Linked DNA regions of Mus musculus: region 1 is linked to region 2. The links are chromatin contacts, found by POLR2A ChIA-PET in ENCODE. All regions are on one chromosome and are shown on one strand. Each heading gives the region's core, a stretch centred on a gene start or an enhancer-like site at or near the end of the contact. The rest is flanking DNA. Distances are from core to core; before and after follow the strand shown. Region 1 holds the start of Tacc2 (transforming, acidic coiled-coil containing protein 2). Region 2 overlaps Tacc2 (transforming, acidic coiled-coil containing protein 2).

Evidence for each region. ChIA-PET counts read pairs that join two places held with the same protein, here RNA polymerase II (POLR2A).
Region 1: POLR2A ChIA-PET joins it to region 2 with 28 read pairs in embryonic stem cell. The contact joins the promoter of Tacc2 here to the enhancer-like site in region 2. POLR2A ChIA-PET finds 5 or more read pairs at or near these places in 3 of 5 experiments (Patski and embryonic stem cell).

Annotation. Positions count from the first base shown.
Region 1 is chr7:130,575,887-130,580,663 of GRCm38, reverse strand. It overlaps Tacc2 (transforming, acidic coiled-coil containing protein 2), which reads right to left and starts at 3,226. Exons shown (of 22, transcript NM_001004468.3): 1 at 3,148-3,226. The coding sequence starts at 3,180.
Region 2 is chr7:130,646,877-130,651,303 of GRCm38, reverse strand. All of the region lies in intron 3 of Tacc2 (transforming, acidic coiled-coil containing protein 2), which reads right to left. Among named protein-coding and RNA genes, the nearest start is that of Gm39098, 3.1 kb to the right of the region's middle. Within about 2 kb of position 1,888, at least 1 of the 3 ENCODE cell types and tissues checked has a DNase peak (open chromatin) inside an H3K27ac peak, as active enhancers do.

The sequences.
Region 1 (4,777 bases), core at 1,977-4,476, 72 kb after region 2:
CAAAGACTGCACTGATTCTGATATACATATAGACCTATGATGAAGTTTGCTTACAAAATAGTCAAGTAAGAGAATAAAAACAGTAACTAATAAAAAATATCAATTACAGCAATATACTATAGAGTAAATGTAATGACTAGTTTCTATTTTGTTTGTTTGTTTGTTTTTGAGACAGGTTTCACTGTCTAGCCTTGGCTATCCTGGAGCTCACTCTGTAGGCCAGAGTGTCCTTGAACTCACAGAGATCCCATTTCTGCCTCCAAAGTGCTGGGATAAAAGCTGTATACCACCCTAACCCAGCTCATAACTGGCTTATTTTTCCCCTTCAAAGATCTTTTTAAAATGTTACTTGTGTGTGTGGGCATCTGTGTGCATGTATATCTATCTGTATATCTGTGTGTTTCTGTGTGCAGTTATAGTGCAGATGCCAAAAGAGGCCAGAAGGGGGCACTGAGATATCCTGCAGCTGGGGTAACAAGGAGGTTGTGTGTTTGATATGGGTGCTGGGAACTAAACTCCCCTCCTCTAAAAGAGCAGCAAGCGCTCTTCACCTCTCTCCAGACCTCAAGGATCTTATTGGACTGGGCGTGCCCTCTGTGTGATGGTGTAAAATGACAATGTCTACGGGATGATTGGAGAAAGGTGCATGGTGGCACTGTAATGTCACCTTGTGTGATGTCACCTTGGGCTGCTGTGAGAGGACAGCTTGAAGACAAGCATGCAGTGTAGTTGGTCTGACATCTGAGATGGTTGCTAAGTGACTAGCCAATGGTGACCTGTGCAGCATGCATAGCTTCTCCAGTGATCGACTTCCAGTCCCAGAGAGCTCTATGGATGCTTCTCAGATGCAGGAAACTGATCATTCATTGTGTACTGGTGGGAAGGTAAGAAGGTAAGAAGGCACAGAGACTGAGAAACACCATGACTGGGACAAATCTTTATGAAATAAACATGCAATCGTATGAGCCAGACATTGAACACTTGGGTATCTATCTCAGAGAAGTGAAAATGAACACACACACTCACACTCATACACTCACACTCACACTCACACATACACACACACACACTCACACTCATATACACTCTCTCACACACATACTCACATTCACAATACTTACACTCACACACACACTTACCTACATATACTCATACATACACTCACTCACACACTCACACTTACACACACATACACACACACACACACACACACACACACACACCCACACATACACATACAAGTGCATGCCTGAACACAAATGCACATGGCAACTTCATGTGAAATAGCCAAAAACTAGAAACAAAACAAATATGCTTTAGGGAGAGGGGACAACCTGAGAACTGGATTGCCATCTTTGTGGCATGGAATACAACTTCATAGTGGCAGAAAACAATACACAATAGCTTGTGTGTGTGTTGCGAGAGCATTCTGCCCGCGGGGGGGGGGGGGGGGGAAACCAGATCTGCCAGTTCTAAAAGATAACACAGCGTCCGACCCTCTATCTATAATATTCTTGAGATGGTAAAGTGTAGAATACTATCAGTTGCCAGAGTGGGTGTGGCTATAAAGGGCAGCAAGAAAAGTCTGGCAATGGACAGCCTCCTCGGGCTTGGCCATCTCAGTATCTGTCTCCACGGTGAAACTGGAGAATAACTTTGCAAGATGTCACCCTCGAGGCTCTCTCTTTGTATTTTTTAAAAACTATACATAAACTTGCCACCATCTTAAATTAAAAGGCTAAAATAAATAAACAAAGAGCCACCAAGACAGTTCAGTGGGCAAAGGCCCCTGCTGACTAGTTTGGTGGCCTCTGTGTTTGGTCCCCAGGACCCACGCGGTAGGATAGAACTGACGGCTGTAAGCTGTCCCTTGGCCTCCACCCAGACAATAAATAAAGTGCATGCCAAAAACCATTAAAGACTTGGTAGAAAATTACAGGCTTCTGACTTCTTTAGAACAAATAGGAAAATCTTACTGTACTGGGCCACTTTTGCCTAGGACCACAATCTGATGGAGTCGGGTGATAGCTGCATTCATTAGGCTAGAACCCACCTATTTGCCACAGTCCTTACCTCTCCCTATTGTCTCATACCCACTGTTAATTGCTTCTGGCCTGACACCCAAAATTGCTGGATTTTGCCACTTTATTTTTTTTTTTCTTTTTGAATTAATATTTTCCTGCCTGAGGAAAAAAAATCTTCCCAAATTGATTGGAAAGAAGAAGTGAGAATGCATTTTTTTTAAGTGTGCCTGTGTGTATGTGTGTGTGCATGCGTGTGTGGGCTCACTTGTGTGTAGGACACTCTTAATGCTGGATGTCATTCCTCAGTACTGTCCACCTTGTTCTTTGAGACAGGGTCTCTCACTGAAGCTAAAACTTCCCCTGGGTGCTCCTGTCTCCACCTCGCCAGTGCTGGGATTAAAAGTGCTTCCCTCTGTACCTGGCTTCTGTACAATTGTATGTAGGTTCTGTAGGACTGAGTTCTGGCCCACACACTCAGGGAGCACACACTTCAACTAAGGTATTCCCTAGCTGCAGGCTGCTTCTTAAATCTAACTTCTGCAATCAAAGAGGCCCATACCATTAATCCAAAAATGTCACGGCCTGTGAGACAACAGGAAAGTGTCGTCCCCCCCCCGCCCCCCATGGCACTAAGCTAATATCCTCAAACTTAAAGTAAATACTGGCAAAGCTTGGATGTGTATTATTAACCTAGACTTACATGAAGGAAGTGAAAAGTCCACTTCAACTGTGAAAAACTTGTCTGAAACAACTATTTGCATTAAATCAGCTCTGCATTCACACATTTGCAAATCATTTCAATCTCTGCCTCATCTGTGGAAGTTGCTGAGTAGGTAAAATCTGGAGGGAATGTGCTCGTTTCTCATTATAGCAGTTTTAAAAGCACAGGATACAAGGGAGTGCTCAGGACTCACAAAGCAGGGCTGCTGAGGTACTAAAGGAATTCTGAAAATGTAAGGAAGGAATGGCCCCACAGGTACAAGTATGTCACATGGGTCCAGGCCGAGGACTTGTCCTCCCTTGCCTCTCGCTCGCTCGCTCGATCGATCGATCGAGATGAGATGTTGGGGGGCTAGTGTGAGACCTGCACAGCAGGAGGTGGGAGAGAGTTTCCTGAACCCACCTGGTGGTCCGAGGTGCTGTTCTCGTTGCCCATGGTGACTCAGGGTGCCCAGCGTCCCTCGCAATGTTGGTCAGAGTGACTAGAAAAAACGAAAGGGCATAAACACCTGGAAAGGGGAAGGAGAGCCGAGGTTTTCTCTTCTGCTCATCTCCCCAAACTCAGAGGCAGACAGCGAATGTTTATCTCTTCAGCCACATCATGGAAAATCACTTTGGAAGGGCTTTCTTTTGCAACATGCCATCCAGACATCTTTCCCAATACGGGCTGGTGTTTTCACTCCCCGCCCAGGGTTGGCTGCAGCTTCTGAAAGGCAAGTTTGTTCCTGAAGCTGAGTTAGCGCCAGCGTGCACACATATGCACATACACAAACGAATGACAACTCCCTCCACCCCAACCGCAAATGCCAAGTAGCCTGGGGTACAGCGCTCCCAGGAGGGTTTTCTGTTTCCAACTATACTCAGTTAGGAAACTCAGTGCGGCTGCTTTCTCTTTCTCGCTGCTGGTGAGAGTGCAGCCTGCTGTCAAACATTAGGAGGTGTGAACCTACTACTCTCCAACAACGTGGTTTTCTCATTCTTCCCTCTGAACACTTGTCTCATCGACTTACCTTCACTTCTGTGTATGTGGGCTCCTTGCTGATGGAAATGACGATCTGGGAGCCAGGCTAGGAACAAGTTCCCATATGAAGCTGCCGAGGGGCATTCAGTGACATATTAACAATCCTCCTAACTTAAATGTGCCCTAACAATTATCAGAGAGGCACTACCCCTTGCCTGACATCACTTGCTAGATTTCAGGGATCGACCTGGCATGCTCACTTTCTTTCTTTATGGAGAAACCAAACCATAGAAACTTTAAACGATCCTAATTTAAAGCTGGTGCCTTAGAGAACACCAGATACACACAGTGGGAAGGACCAGAGTTCAAGGCCCAGAACCCATATAAAAAGTCTGCTGGGGTTGCATGCGGTTGTGATCTCAGCAATCCTATAGTAAGAGGTAGAGGACTGGAAGGAAGCTGGCAGGCTAGCTAGCCTGGAGTGGGAGCCCCAAACAAGAGGGTCCTTCTTAGCCTTGATAGTAAGTAGTGAAGAGGATTCTTGAACGCTGTCCTCTCATTCCTGGGAATGAGCTATAGCAGGAGTATATCTCCAGGTGTGTGTGTGTGTGTGTGTGTGTGTGTGTGTGTCCCCACACACAAAAAAACAAATAGAAACTAATAAATTAAAAAAAAAAAACCTGTTGGCTTGCTTAGTCATTCAACTAACTTGGAGTAACCAGTACAGACTATGCATACCGAACAATCATTGACCAATAGAATATAAGTATTGTGAGCAGACCCAATTACAATGTGTCTGGGGACCAGTGGTGTGGCTCAGTGAAAGAGCCCTTGCCTAGAATACTCAAGGCCTTGGTTGGATCCCCGGTACTGCGAAAATGAAACTCTTCAAAATGTATGACATGGCACTAATGTCAGTCAGCCTCATGCTCAAGTCTCTTGCTCCTAACTCTTAAATGAAGAGAATCCGGCTCGTTATCAGGACCTGAAAGCACACTCATTATACTGAAATCAAGATCCTGATTAACATGTTCATATCTCACTTAAATTATACTGAAATCATTATCAGTAT
Region 2 (4,427 bases), core at 639-3,138:
CAGGAAAGTGGCCCCCAAAAAACTATATTTATAGCTGTCTCCCTAGATCTTTCTGGCTGCCTCTTTGGGCAGGCCAGAACCAACACCCTTCTAACTTGCTTGAGCTGAGAACAGGCACCCATCCCAGGAGCAATGAGCTGAAGGCCGGGCAGAAGCCTCCAGTATTTTTATGTAGACAGGAGACAACTTTGAAATGAACAAACAAATTAAGAATTTATCAGAATCACAGGTTTTCTCTGGTTCTAAAACCACACCAGCAATAAAATTACTTGGTTTTCTCCTTGTCACACAAGAAGGTTCCATCCTTAAGTGAAGTAAATACTTCTCCGAGAGACGAGAGGGCCTATTCCCTGACCCAGCAAGGAGCCGCTGGGGAAATGTTCTACGGAACTCTGAGTGATGAGCTCAGAGAAATATGAGGCAGGGTCTTGTCAGACTTCAAGGACAGACTTTGAGCAGGCAGATCACAGGACATCCTGGGAACAGAGCCTGAGATGCAGCTTTGGCTAAAAGCCCTGACTTCTCACTTGGGCCTATGCTGTCTGTCTTGGCTGGAGTCATCTCTGGATCTGATTCCTGCTCAACTCCACAGGTAAACATGCGACTCATTTAAGGAGCATCTGTCTGAAAGTTAGTTACACAAGGTTGATTGGTACTAAGTTTACTGGCCCTCTCTTGGCCCACTTCAAGGCCGAAGACACCAAGAAAAGCCTAGGATATTTTCCAAATGCCAAGAACACTGAGGCTTGAAGGCAATCACCCCAGAAAGCAATCATCTCTTCTGAAACCAAAATGTTCCCTCAAACCATGGGAGTCTCCCCAAAGCCAGCAGGACCTCACAGAGCCAGATCTGATCTTAGGGCTCTGGTACTATAAGCAGGTATGTTTAGAAAACAGACTCCTAGGCCAGGTAACTTGGGAGATGAACACAGTTCAGTCAAGTGGAAGAGGTAACATAACATGGCCTTTCCCTGTGGTGGGAAGAGGGGAGCTGGACAACCAAAAGCCACAGAAGCCTGGGGCTAAGGAAGGGCTGCGTGCACAATACCAGGAAGAGGGGAATAGATGCAACTGAACGGAACATTGTCCAGAATGTGCTCAAAACAGGTATGATTGAAGCCTCCATGCCCTCAAATCCAAGAATGGTGATCGCTTGCTTTTAAGTCTAAATGGCAGACACTGAGATGGCTCATGGATTTGGGGGGGGGGGGGGGCTACTACGGACATGACCCCAAATGAGAAGAACCAATAGGGCTGAAGACAGTGCAGAAGTCAACCAACGGAGCAACAGCTTTCTCTTTCTGTCTCTTTCTACCCAGATTTGTCCTCTGTGAGCAGAATCAGGTTCCACACACTTTATTTGGACCTCATCTAGAGAAAGCATACAGGATCCCAGCTACCTTGCTCCTAGAGAGTGAGGCCAGTCAGTAGCTTCGAATGTGTGCGGCCCCTTGCTTACACTTTACAATAATACCTAATAATAATAATAACCACAGGCTATAGCAGATACCAGGAAACATACCGCCAATAAGCAGGCACCTGTGAGGTAGAAACTACTAACACAGGGTACTGTTCCTTTGCAAAGCACTCTACAGTTTGCCAGTGTCTTCATGTATGCGGCTTCACCAACAGACCACAGCTCCATGAAGCAGAGGGGCCAGGATAACTACCCCTACTATTGACTAAAGAGAAGAGGCCCCCTAGATGGTCCATGACTCCCCCAAGGTCACACAGCTGGTAAGAGGGGAGGCAGGGCTGGTACGATTGAGTCTTTGTCTCTAAATCCTTGGCAATCTCTACACTGCCCCTCCCGCCCCAGGGGAAATGAGTCTCGAGAACTTTGCTTTCTCTTAACTGGCACGCCTGAATCCATTAGCTAGACGAGAAGCTGAAACCCTGTAACAGAGTACACAGGGGAGACGGAGAGCAGGGTGGTGCTGAGCCCCTCCCCCACGTCCAGAATGGAGCCTCCACCACCAGCAATTACTATGTTTTCTGGAGACCATTGCTCTAATTTTAGAGGCCCTGCCTGGCAAACCTTTGTTTCTCCTGAGTCTTTGTTTTCATGCCTCTCACGTCTCTCAAATTATTTCATAATCTGTTACAATGTTTTGTCATCCAAGGGAGTCGCTGTGAAAATGATTGTTCAGATTATAAACCAAGGTCTGTGACCTCACTGGGGCAGAGGCAGCAAAAGATCCATCCCCAAGCTGGGTTTCACAGACCTTGGTCACAATGGGAGAGACCCAGTGACCTGGCTGTGAGCCTTCTCTTTCTTAGATTTGCTCCTCTGGACAACCTCAGCCACTGACTCTGTCAACTTCTCAAACTTTCTGATTGTCTGTGCGCAGGTGCAGGAGTCTGCCAGACCCAACCATGATGATCCAAGGACCGTGTTCTGGGCCAAGGGACCAAATCCCAGGAAAACACACATCCATGTGCACACATGCATGCCGATGCTCTCCACTACACTCTCCTTGTCTGCTAGCCCCATCAGCATCTTGCCAATGCTCTCCGCTACACCTTCCTTGTCTTCTAGCTTCATCCACACTACAGCTTAGAACCTGGCTGCCATAGATAGGTTTGTTTCCACATCCTCCTAAAAAGTATCTTTTGAATTCCTGTGACCTTGGCAGAGTCCTCCACTTAGGCCACTACTGCTACTTGGAGTAGCAATTCCCGATTCCCGGTTGTTCAGGCCTGTCCCATGCAAAGTGCCCTTGACCCACACCCACCATGTGCCTATAGTGCACTTGGTCACCAAGGCAACCAGAAATACCCTTCTGTGTTTCTAGATATTCCTTCCAAGGGGTGCTGACCCCTATCAAAGTCTGCCCATCAGATACAGATGCACCTGTGCTCTCTCTCTCTCTCTCTCTCTCTCTCTCTCTCTCTCTCTCTCTCTCTCTCTGTCACACGCATGCACACACACACATGACCTTACAGTCTTGAAGTCATTCAACTGCCACCAACCACCCCCTCTCCAGAACCCTGCCAGTTTTTATGGAAGTAGTTCTGTAAACTAGATGCTAGATATGTCGTTTCCTCATGCAGAGTCTGTCTCCATAGAAACAACAAACAAACAACACCAATGCAATACCAAATAAAACCAGAGGCTGCCTGTGCTGTGACACCTACACAACCAGGTCAGGAGTCTGGGGTCCTGTGTTGGAGCCCCACTTTGGAATGCAATCCTAGTTGAGACCCTGCACGTCCATGCTTCTTTTTCAAATCTGTTACGGGAAACCTTGATCTTAAAGTGTCCTTTCAGTTTAAATAGTCCATGCACTGGCAACAGAGGGGAAGGACTAATTCTATCTAGGTTTCACAGAGGCCCCAAGAACTGATCTGCAGACTTCCGTAAGCAAAGATGCCTGGGTATGAATGACTGGAATATAAGCAGGCCATACTCCATGAACATACTCTGAGGCTTGAGCTAACTGTTTCTTTTAAGATGGGTCTTAAATGCTGGCTACCATATTCAACATACCATGCCACAGAGCTGTGATTAAGGGCACACGGCACTGCACCTAGCTTGGGACCTAACGTTTGAGTGGCATCAGAAGAAGGAGGTGGCCTAGAGACTGAGTCCACCCTAGTGACTGTATAAGGGGCCAGCTGCCGGATTATATCCTGCTCCAAGTCTCCTTAGAGAAAAACGCCCAGGACAGGGCTGGGCCTGTGAAGAAGAGACCCATGAAAATCCTTCCACGCGCTGGCCAGCACAGCCAGCCAGCCCTAGTCTCCCTTCCACATTCAAACTGTCAGCCCAAAAGCATAAGTTGGGACTCACCACTAAAATCTACATGTAGATCTGAATGGATGTAAACCAGCCAAAGTCATTGCTCCATATAAAAGAAAGTGTGGCCCCTTTTTAAATGTGGCCACTCTACAGGGTATCAGAGAAATGGATCGGGAGCTCTCTCTGCCTCATAAGAGAACTGTGCTTTCCTCTGGGATAAAACAAATAGGAGTCTGCCCTGGGACCCCTCATTGAACGGACTGTTCAATGGGGACCTGGGGTGATCACAGGGCACATGTAAACCCATTCAGCAAGCCCTTTCCTCTCCCCTCCGGTGTTTCTATTTCTACCAGCTACCACAAATGTCTCTCTCCATTTGACACCATAAGACAACCGTGTATCGAGTCGCCACTTTTTAAGAAAAGACCAACGCGGGACTTAAGAAAACAGCAGGTATATAGAGGCGTGTTCCTAGGCAATCACAGCACGTCTGAAGCTGCCTGTGCACAACACCCAAAGTAAGAGAACCCGGTGGCAGCCTAGCTGAGCCAAAGGACGCCTAGAGGGAAGCTCGGCTGGGTCACGTGCCGCCCTGGAGCCCAGAAGTGCGCTCGGCCCCGCTGACGTAACTGTTCGAGAATTTAAAAGTCTCAAACTCGGAGGAAATCCTGTGCAGATCTTTAAG